Linked DNA regions of Homo sapiens: regions 1 and 2 are each linked to region 3. A link is a contact called in ENCODE Hi-C or POLR2A ChIA-PET data. All regions are on one chromosome and are shown on one strand. Each heading gives the region's core, a stretch centred on a gene start or an enhancer-like site at or near the end of the contact. The rest is flanking DNA. Distances are from core to core; before and after follow the strand shown.

What was found. A loop is a pair of places that touch in the nucleus more often than their neighbours do. ChIA-PET counts read pairs that join two places held with the same protein, here RNA polymerase II (POLR2A). Pooled maps may share reads with other maps.
Region 1: a map with no recorded cell type shows a loop between it and region 3 (3-fold over the local background). The contact joins two enhancer-like sites. A Hi-C loop is called at or near these places in 6 of 37 single-sample maps with no recorded cell type and 7 of 50 pooled maps. POLR2A ChIA-PET finds 5 or more read pairs at or near these places in 3 of 52 experiments (activated CD4-positive, alpha-beta T cell and activated T-cell).
Region 2: a map with no recorded cell type shows a loop between it and region 3 (15-fold over the local background). The contact joins two enhancer-like sites. A Hi-C loop is called at or near these places in 2 of 37 single-sample maps with no recorded cell type and 5 of 50 pooled maps.

Annotation. Positions count from the first base shown.
Region 1 is chr3:30,642,389-30,645,845 of GRCh38, reverse strand. TGFBR2 (transforming growth factor beta receptor 2) reads right to left here. Exons shown (of 7, transcript NM_003242.6): 2 at 931-1,099. Among named protein-coding and RNA genes, the nearest start is that of TGFBR2, 38 kb to the right of the region's middle. Within about 2 kb of position 1,570, at least 20 of the 41 ENCODE cell types and tissues checked have a DNase peak (open chromatin) inside an H3K27ac peak, as active enhancers do.
Region 2 is chr3:30,500,847-30,504,283 of GRCh38, reverse strand. No RefSeq gene overlaps it. Among named protein-coding and RNA genes, the nearest start is that of LINC01985, 16 kb to the left of the region's middle. RefSeq lists an enhancer at 3,365-3,414. Within about 2 kb of position 1,448, at least 2 of the 41 ENCODE cell types and tissues checked have a DNase peak (open chromatin) inside an H3K27ac peak, as active enhancers do.
Region 3 is chr3:31,245,884-31,249,428 of GRCh38, reverse strand. No RefSeq gene overlaps it. Among named protein-coding and RNA genes, the nearest start is that of MIR466, 86 kb to the right of the region's middle. Within about 2 kb of position 1,393, at least 2 of the 41 ENCODE cell types and tissues checked have a DNase peak (open chromatin) inside an H3K27ac peak, as active enhancers do.

The DNA of each region.
Region 1 (3,457 bases), core at 321-2,820, 600 kb after region 3:
AATGAGAGAGAGAGAGAGAGAGAGAGGAGAAAATGTGATCCGATAAAAATATATAGTTCTGGTCGGGCATGGTGGCTCATGCCTGTAATTCCAGCACTTTGGGAGGCAGAGGCGAGTGGATCACCTGAGGTCGGGAGTTCGAGACCAGCCTGGCCAACATGGTGAAACCCCGTCTCTACTAAAAATACAAAACTTAGCCAGGTGTGGTAGTGGGCACCTGTAATCCCAGCTACTCGAAAGGCTGAGACAAGAGAAACGCTTGAACCTGGGAGGTGGAGGTTGCGGTGAGCCAAGATTGTGCCATGGCACTCTAGCCTGAATGACAGAGCAAGACTCCATCTCAAAAAAAAAAAAGAAATATGTAGTTCTGAGCTGAGAGAAAGAAGTCATATCTATCCCAATGGTTATATGAATAATATAACCAGAATTTCTGACTAAAAAAACAGGTTGTTTTTGTGGTTCTCCAAGTAGATTCCCCATTTTTGGCTGGTAGTTTTCTCTTCCAACAGCCAACCTTTCATCACCTCTTCTTCCAGACCTGAGATTGCCTCAAGAGAACAAAGCTCCTGGTCTCACTATGGGGTGCTGAGGAGGTGTCGGTTAAATGACTACTAAGCGGCAAATCCCTCTTCTTGATACAAGAAAGAGTTTCCAGATTTATTATATTAAAGATCATTTTATGATCTTTACATTTATCATGATCATTTTATAATCATGATACGTTTATATACCCACATAAACGTACACATACATGCAGAGAACACCCCTAGAAACTACATTTAATAATCGAAAGAGAGATGGTCTAAAGGAAAGGGAAATGGAACAGGTGTTTACATTTAGGAGACAGAGATACACTGACTGTGTGTACTATGAGAATACATTATGTAAAAAGGGGAAAAGAAAGAATAACTTCTTAAAAGGCTTGCTTACCATACAGCCACACAGACTTCCTGTGGCTTCTCACAGATGGAGGTGATGCTGCAGTTGCTCATGCAGGATTTCTGGTTGTCACAGGTGGAAAATCTCACATCACAAAATTTACACAGTTGTGGAAACTTGACTGCACCGTTGTTGTCAGTGACTATCATGTCGTTATTAACTGAGGAGAGAGAAAGATATATTAAATGATTATCCAACTGCCAGGCAGCCTGCCAATGAATTCCTGAAGATGTTATGCAATTTCAAATGAACTTGATGTCATGAGAATGAATCTGAAGAAAGGCAAAATAATTCCTTCACATCAGATTAGAATTATCTGGTGTATGCAATTTGTAATAAAATCCATTGTACCGTGGTGAGGGGTGGTGAGGGGTTGGGGTGGTTGAGTAGCCATTTGCTTTTGTCAATGGTTGTCATAAGGTCCACTTTCTACAAAAATCTTATCATTCAATAAAGAAACCTAGATGGGCCCACTGCATAGTACGGAGTGCTGGGCCCACAAATAAAAGTACCCTTAAGGAAATTATAGTTTAGCTGGTGAATAAGACAGGAAACAGACCAAGTCAGGGTGACCCAAAATAGAGGGCAGCACAGAGGATGTGGGAGCCAGGCGAGCATCACCGCTCAGCTGGGCAGGGAGGCTATAACCTCACAGAGTCATGAAGTGCCACACCAAAGGAGGAACCGTTGCTGGAGGCACAAGATTTTGCCGCCATTTTCCTGACCTACTCCTGAAAGAGCTATAAGGGTCTTCTTTTCAAGGGACTAGTTCTACTGATCTCTCTCTGTGTTTGAGGCAAATCAATTGATTAACTAACACTTACTGAGTGCCTCCTAGACACAATCCCAAGCATTGGTGAGGCATTGGAGTTATGATCGCAGCAAATAAAAGCTGAATCCACCTCAGGATCTGCCTTCTGTACCTCTCCCTTATCACCACCATCACCAATCTCCTGCCCCCTTCTGGGAAGAAGCCAAGTTCATTCCCTCCTCAGGCCTTTCACTTGCTATTACCTTTGTTTAGCTTCCTGTCACTTTTCTGATCTCTGATCAAATGCCACCTCTTCATCCTATAGCAACTCTGTTTTATTTATTGTCTGCACAAACTATCTGCATCGCATACTTGCTAATAATCTATCCACAAAAATGTAAGCTCCATGAAACTTTCTCCACCTCACTTACCTACTATATCTCCAGTGCCAGGAAGAGAACCTTTCACATAGCAGGCATACAAAAATGTTTATTGGATAAATGAGTGAACACAGGATGAATACAAGGAGTCCATGTTTGGCCCTTGATGCCATGTAGGATAGGATACAGAACTTCTTCACTCAGATTAGAGAGGAATGTGATTATAAATGTGATATTCATTCACATTTATTCAATAAAATATGGAAGACAGACTATTCTTTGCAAAATACAGGCTGCAAACTAGGGGCAGTTCAAATAAAGGTGTAACACCCCATTCCCCATTTTCTTCCTCAATGAGATGGTGATGATGTTTAAGACATGAGTTTGGACAGTCAGTGAAGTATGACAAGGCTACTAGGCACTCAACCAGCAAACATGAATTAATACTTACATGCTAGACTAAGAAACATTAAGCACTTAGACCGCATGGGGTGCTGGAACAGTTGCTGGGCCACAGAAAGTTGTGAGGTACTTTTCCAAGGCATAACCCTTAGAGAGGCCTAAGAAAAGCCTCATGTTCCCTCCGCTCTTGCCTAGAGAGGAACACTTTCAATGCCTTTCCACAGTCACTCTCTGTCCTGTGAATTTTAGGATTCTGTCATAGATACTTTGCCCTGCAACTGTCTTTGTAGCTTGGGCATAGCACCTGTTTCCTGGGTCTCTAAAAATATAAACGTATATAAATTTAAGATTTGCTTTCTTGTGGTAACAGTAAATATAGAAGAAAAAAATAAAGCCATTCATCCCTCTCGGGCCTCAAGTTCATTTCAGGAAGTTTATTTTTAGGTAACAAGCTATTTTGAAATTCTCAGTGTCTCCCAGACCAAGAGCTCTATGCTTAGCTAAAAATATAGGCAGAAATACTCTCTGAACTGTGTGAAATTTGGGAGAAACACAACAATTAATATGTATTTTTTTCTAACATGGTTATACTTGGATCAATTTTTGAAACAACTAATAACACTTTAGGTTTCTTTAACATTGTTTAAAGCAAAAAAAAAGTGAAACCACGTTTTGTTTATTTCATACATACGTATTTTTTGTATAGAGTATGTTTTGGACAAGCATCTATTTGCTGATTAGGAAGGTTTGTTGTTTGTAAATATAAAACCAAATTTCCATTACTTGAAATTCAGTCTTCCAACATCTTAGGATTTTAGCTTAGATTGGTGGTTATCAACTTGGAGAGCATGTTGAAATCCATCACCTGAGGAAATTTAAAAAATACTGAAGGGGTCCCACTCCCAGATAGTCTGATTTAATTTTTCTGGAAGGTAACTGAGGCATCAGGATTTTTAGAAGCTGCCCAGATGATTCTAATGTGGAA
Region 2 (3,437 bases), core at 199-2,698, 750 kb after region 3:
ACTGTCTCATATTCTAATATACATTTTTAGAATCAGAGAGGTATAATATAGTTTATATTCACAGAATCAGGGACTCAAGAGCTTAGAAAATGGGGTGACATGGGGAGGCCGAGGTGGGCGGATCACGAGGTCAGGAGATCGAGACCATCCTGGCTAACACGGTGAAACCCCGTCTCTACTAAAAATACAAAAAAAAAAATTAGCCGGGTGTGGTGGTGGGCGCCTGTAGTGTCAGCTACTTGGGAGGCTGAAGCAGGAGAATGGCGTGAACCCGGCAGGTGGAGCTTGCAGTGAGTAGAGATCGCACCACTGCACTCCAGCCTGGTGACAGAGCAAGACTCCATCAAAAAAAAGAAAAGAAAATGGGGTGAATGAAAGCAGAGTTCTAGTGGGCCATTTTACCTAAGAACAGGTATTCCTTTTTTCTTTAACTCCCAAGACTGTCAGCAAATATATACTCAATGCAGGCAAGCAGAGAAATTTTGGTGTGACATATGGCACAAATACCAGTTTTCAAATGACACCCACAAAAAGTCACTAAGGAAGTAGAATCTGCCTACTGAAAGAATGAGGAAGATTCTGGGTCATTTGTAGAAAAACATTGACTGGATGTCTGTCAGTCTTATGATGAATCATAACTGAAGGGCAGACAGCTAGATGTCTTGGCATTTGGGGGTTTATGTAGAGACCCAAGACCTGAGTCCATTCCCCAGAATCCGGAGGAGGCAGGACTGATTCTGCTCAGTAAGGAGCTGATATTTTCATCTGTTTTCCATGTTGGAATAGGCTTTTCTGGAAAGAGCTAGGTGGACGGGAAATGGGATCAACAAGAACCTCAGATACTGCCTCAACCTAGAACTTGCATTAGTTGGTTTCCCTGTAGCTTTGCAAGTATGCAGGAGAGTAAAGAGTGTCATTAATATTCATCAACAGATCTCTACAGAGAAAAAAACAACAAACTATTTCTTGGTCTCTGGTTCTTTAAAGTATAGATAATCATAACGTTTCATGTAAAAATTGTTGCATTTCATAAAGTAATAGGTGTTTAAACAGAACAATAATAATTGAGCACTAGTGCACATATTCTCCCCCAACCCTGTCTCTCTGCCACTCCAACTTCAATACCCACTTGAACACCCACACCCCTCTAGTTTTTATTTCTGTAGAAGGAAATAATCTGAGAATGATGACTTTCATTTATTGAGTTCCTACTATGTGCCAGGTGGTGTTTAATTTCATAACAACTTTGCAACGTATGTACTCTCTCTGTTTTATAAATGAGTCTCCAAAAAGTGAGTAACTTGTCCAAGCTGTAACAGCTGATGAGCTATGAAACTAGAATGTAAAACAAAATTTGTCTGGTGATAGCCCCACCCATTTACCACATTATCACATGAATGGTATGCATGAAAGATTACACAAAGTTCATCTCATTTACCTATTGAGTCATGAGGAACTAGTCACCTGGTCTAAGCAGGTGCTCAGAGGCCACTGTTCTCCATTCCATAAGGATACACAATCACTCTTCCCATAGTTAAGACTCTTATGAAGGGCATAACCAAGTTTCTCCCTCCCATTAATAAAAACTTACTATTTTACTGCTGTCAGGCATAACTCTTTGTGCAATACAAATACTTAGCAATGTCTCTGCTTTGTGGTTCTAGCTGGGAGTGGTAATGGCAACATCTTAATTTGTTTCTCCCACCTTGCTTCTGACAAGGAACATGGTTGGGTCACGAATCATGATTTTAGCATTCACAAAGAACTATAATATCAGGAAATATGGAAGGTTGGGGTGGAGTGTGAAGGAGAAGAGGCTGCTGGACTGACCAGAGGTTTCCAGAAACAACACACTTGTCCAGGACTTGTAGCTGAAGAAGGTCATAACGAGTTGCCAACAGAAAACAAAGGACCTGTAGTCCCAGCCAAATCTCTGCTTACCTCTTACCAGCAGCTGTGGGTGCTTTTGCTAACATCTCACATCTGCAGTCTCATCCAGGGAAGTGTCCTTGGGCAACAGGAGCTGCCTAGCCCAGTAGTGTCAGGAGTTGGTGTCCTGACTCCTTCTGTTCCCACCTGGGGCAGCCCTGATCCAATGACTCACCAGCACAGGATTCATTTCTTCATCTTAAGATAGGGCAGGCTCTGTGGTACAGTTTACCCTCCAGAGGGTAAGGATGAAGAATAAAGATAGATTTCATCTGAAACCACATCTTTGCCTAGAGTTTTTTCCCCTTCTCTGTCCTATTTCTCTCACTTTCTTATAGATTTCTCTTGGAAGTACTCCCTGAATAGATCACGTGCATAAGAATTCCCATCTTGAACCCTGCTTCTAGGGAGTTTTTGGCCTAAAGAATTTTCAGAAGCCAGGTGACAAAACCAGAAGAGCAAAGATGCAAAGACTTAGAGCAGGGACCCAAGGGGAGAAGTGGAAGTGCTCTCTTGGTGAGTTTCTATGACAGGACTTCTCCAGTATCCTTATTGGTGGGCCATAGCCACATATATGGCTGAGGGTATGAAGGCAGGGAAGAGGTGACAAGGAAGAGGAAGAACAGGAAATTCAAGAATCTCTTTCAGAATTCTAAAATTCCTAGAAAACTACTCATTTCCTCAACTCTATAAGTTTTATGACATCTCTATTCTTTCCACAAAACATTCCACTTTGACCTTGACCCCTCTAGTAACTGAATTGGTGTCTTATAGGGCATAGTTCAATGTCATTTAAGTCTGGGCTTTAAACCCTACTAGCTTTTTCAGTCTTTTGGGAGGGGATAAGGAGGCATTGCTAGAGTAGACTGTTCCAAAAGTGTGGGGCCTCCTGCCTCAGCACAGTTCTTTTCTTCTCTTTTTCGCTTGGGCACAAAGGGAAGCACTTGACTATGGCAGCCACACAACACTGGGACGCTCAGACTCTGTAAAGAAGTGATGAACCTCAAAGTCTTTGGAAACAAATAGAGAAATTTTCTATCTTTATTCAACTTCCATATACTTAATGAGCATGGGGCAGAGGGACTCAAAGACAGACAAGACAGACTTGAGTTCTGCCTTCATGGAGTAGGCGGTCTGGTACAGACAAAGAAGTAAACAGACAGACGTAATCCAAAGGGGTATGTGTACCATCAGTGGCCATGTGTACCATGGGAACTCAGAGGAGTGGCAGTTCTACCAGATTTGAGGGACAGGGAAGCCGTCCCAAAATATGACACTGAAGCCAAGACCTGAGGATAAGTAGGAGCTACTTGGTGCAAAACACAAAACCAAACCAAAACAAACAACGACAACAAAAAGAAAACAAAACAGATGGAAACTTTTGCATCAAAAGGAGAGAACAGGCTGCCTGGAGATTGGGAAGCAAGAGAGTAGCTGGGGATTTCTCATAGCCAAAGGAAGTTGAAAATGATTAGAGTGCAGAGGCAGAGGTCAGGTTGTGGAGGTGC
Region 3 (3,545 bases), core at 144-2,643:
ATTAAGCCTAAGCTTGCAAGCTTGTGAACACACATATAGTTCCATGAGCTCATGTGATTTCTTCAATCTGTTTAGTATACTCTAGAATCATGATTTTATTAATATATTAGTTTCCTGGGTTTGCTGCAACAAATTAACCACGAACTTGGTGGCGGAAGACAACAGAAGGTTGTTTGCTTACAGTTTTAGAGGCCAGAGTCAAATTGTCAGATGGGGTTGTGCTCTTTCCAAGGGCTCTAGGAATCTTTCCTGGCCTCTTCCAGCTTCCGGTGATTCCTGGAGGTCCTTGGCTTATAGCAGCATCACTCCAATCTCTGCTTCTGTCTTCACATGGCCTTCTTCTCAGTGTGTTTCTGTGTTAATTTCTCCCTCTCTTATCCTATAAGGACAGGCCATTGGATTTAGAGTCCACCCTAGTCAAGGATGATCTCATCTTCAGATGCTTACCCAAATCACATATGTGAAGACCTTTGTTCCAAATAAGGGACACGTTCTGAGGCTCTGGACGGACATACCTTTTGGAGGCCACCATTCAACTCACTAGAATAGGTTTACAGTGCTAGGCAATGCACAGTGCCTCTGTCTCTATAATTGTGTGATGCTCTACCTGCCGCTAGCTCTTTCACACATGATGTATAAGGATGAATGAGAGGCCCTGGGAGGCTGTGAGTGTCTGGAAGCCAACACAGTCAGATGGCGTTAAGCTGCCTTGATTCCTTCAGCAGTAGCCGTCTGTCAGTAAATAAAAGTCCAGACGCTTTGCAGAGCTAATGTGTCTTGAAGTACTCACACTCTTTGAGAGAAACTTGAGAAATGGGAAAATTGGGCTCAATATGTGTGAAAGAACTGTATCCTCTTCAGGGGAAAGCCAGTCTATACGTTTCAGAGAGCATTATTATTATACAGAGACACAAACACACAGAAACTAAGTGAAAAATCATATCTGCTAATATGCTCATTCTGGGGACTTGCCCCATTTCCCAGGCAGTTTCACGAAAAACTTTCCCTCTGAACTACCTGAAAAGAATCAATACCCACTGGATGAGTCATCACAGCCCAGGCTTCTTCCACAAACACAGCTGGGGAGGGCTGCTTAATGCAGTGTCCATTAAGGTTAACGGGCACTTCCAATAGGGTTTTTTCACGTTTCCCTTGACCAAGTTCAACTCACACTTCATCCAGACAGGTGAGTACTAAAGACTCATGTTTCATGAGTCCAGCTGCCCTGGTCATTTTGATCAATTCAATTTTTGGTTTCCTGGGAAATGGCATGGATGCCTGACTGTTCAGTGTTTGTCTTCGGGCAATTCAACACATTCAGTTTAGTTCTGCAAATGTGTCATTGGAGACTGTTCAGTGTTGGGATGCTGTGTTTGCCAGGTGATTCTACCTCCTGGGACCACATCCAGTGGGAGCTGGCAAAGTAAACAACCAAAGGTACAAGGGGAAGTGCTTTCCTCCAAGACTGTGCAGAGCTCCATGGCAACCTGCATGGGCAACAATTAATTCTTTAACTTTTTTTTTCTTATTGCAAAAAATAATCAACATTTCTGGTAGAACATACAGATAGGAAAAAAGAGAAAAACCGGAACTACTTATAATCCCATAACACAGAAATAACACTTCTTCACATTTGGTCTGTATCTGCATCTGTATGCATCTTTGTATCTTGGCCTACATTTGTGCCTGTCCCTTTGTCTGTGTGTGTGTCTTTATCTGTAACTAGATCTATATTATGCTTATATTTATCACTATATTTAAATAACATTTAAACATTTCCCATATATGTACCTACACATTTTATTTTATAATCTACTTGTTTACTTAACAGATCATTGCAAACATATTTCCATGTTACATGCATTCTTCTTCAAAATTTTTAGTAGCTGTGTATTATTCTATTGTATGGACAGAAGTTAGTTATTTAACCAATCCTGTACTACTCTGAATTTAATAATTTTATAGATAAATTTGTACATAAACCCTAATTTTGTCCTTAGGAAAACCCCTAAAATTGAAGCCTCAGTGTCAAAGTTAGGTATGTGTATGGAGCTTTTGCCTCAAAGGAGCAAGAAAATTTGCCTGGGAGGGGTTGGGAAGGAGGGAACAGGAAAGCATGACTTTTGAGTTGGGGCTTCAAGAAGGAGCAGAGTGTGGTGGAGGGGAGAGGTGACAGTCTTGGAAGAAGAGAAAAGGGGCAGGCAGGGGACTGCGGGGTGTGTCCAGGGTGCAATCTCTGAGCTCCTGAGTTCTGGGGGTGCTGTTGGGGAGGGCCTGGAGGTGTGGCCTGAGGGTAGCGGAGGAGGAAGGGAAGGGGACACACACACTGCAGATGTATCCAAATCTTTAGGGTTTTATGTTTCAAAGTGCACATTCCTACTGCTTTCCTTCCAGGTTTGAGATTTTCGTCTCTGCCCTCTCCCTTTGAGAATCCCTGTATAATAAGAGGCATGACTGATAGGCAATGTTGCCCATAGGAATAGTGTGGAGGCAGGAAAAGAAGAATCATTGTTAGGAACAGGAGGGAGCCACTGAATGTTTGTGGGCAGAGAAGTGACAGATTCCATGGAATTCACTTAGATATGCTCTGGGCTTCTCAAACCATCCGTGGTGAAGGACCAGCTGTTTTCTGCCTTTTCTCATATATTACAGACTGATATTTTTAGAAACTATAATAAAAAATGAGTTACTAGAAAAATGTAATAAAAAGGTACAAAATGCAAGCACCAATTATTAATTATTAGTTTCAACAGACACAAAATAGCTTGTCAAATTGCTACAAAAGCTTCACATGCTTGTCTTAATCTCTGTTCTCTCCTCATTGCACACCTGTAATCAACAGTTTGCCAATGTCCCCACTCTACAAATGATAGCATGAGTGCAGCCTCTGCTCTGCAAAGATCTGATCTGAGGGAGAGAGGCTGATTAGGAGGCTGTATGCTGTATTTTAGAAGACAGAGAGCAGATCAGGGCCTGGTCTAAGGCAAGAGCAGGGGTAAGAAAAGGAGGGAAGACAAATGAATGAGTAAGACTTTTGGTCTTATTTCAGCCATTTTGTTTTATGCTTAAAAAATGCTTTTGATTAGTTTCTTTGTTTTCTGTCTGATGCTACAATTTTTTAGGGGTGGCTTTTATTTTCTGTAATCATTTGGAAGGTACACATTCTGTTTATTAGCACTACAAGTAGTTTTCATTAAGTTTTTCAAAAACGTATGGCACCTTTATTTCTCCAAACTTGATAGAGGAAAAAAAAAAAAGAAAAAGAACCATTGTCTTTTGACCTCCCATTCTCTAAAATGAGAAATGCTCTACATTTCAACTTTCTCCTACTCTCCATTTTTCATTCTTTACTCTTGTTAATATAATTTGGGGGTTATACCTAAATTCTTATTATTAAACTATTATTATATGGCTTATATGTCTCATTTCATGATCGCTTTTGATATATTATAACCATATTTATAATATTCATTTAGATATAGCTCTGTGTTTAACTGGGTTCTGTGTTTACTGTTGGTGCTTTTATACCAAAGCTTTTTTTTTTT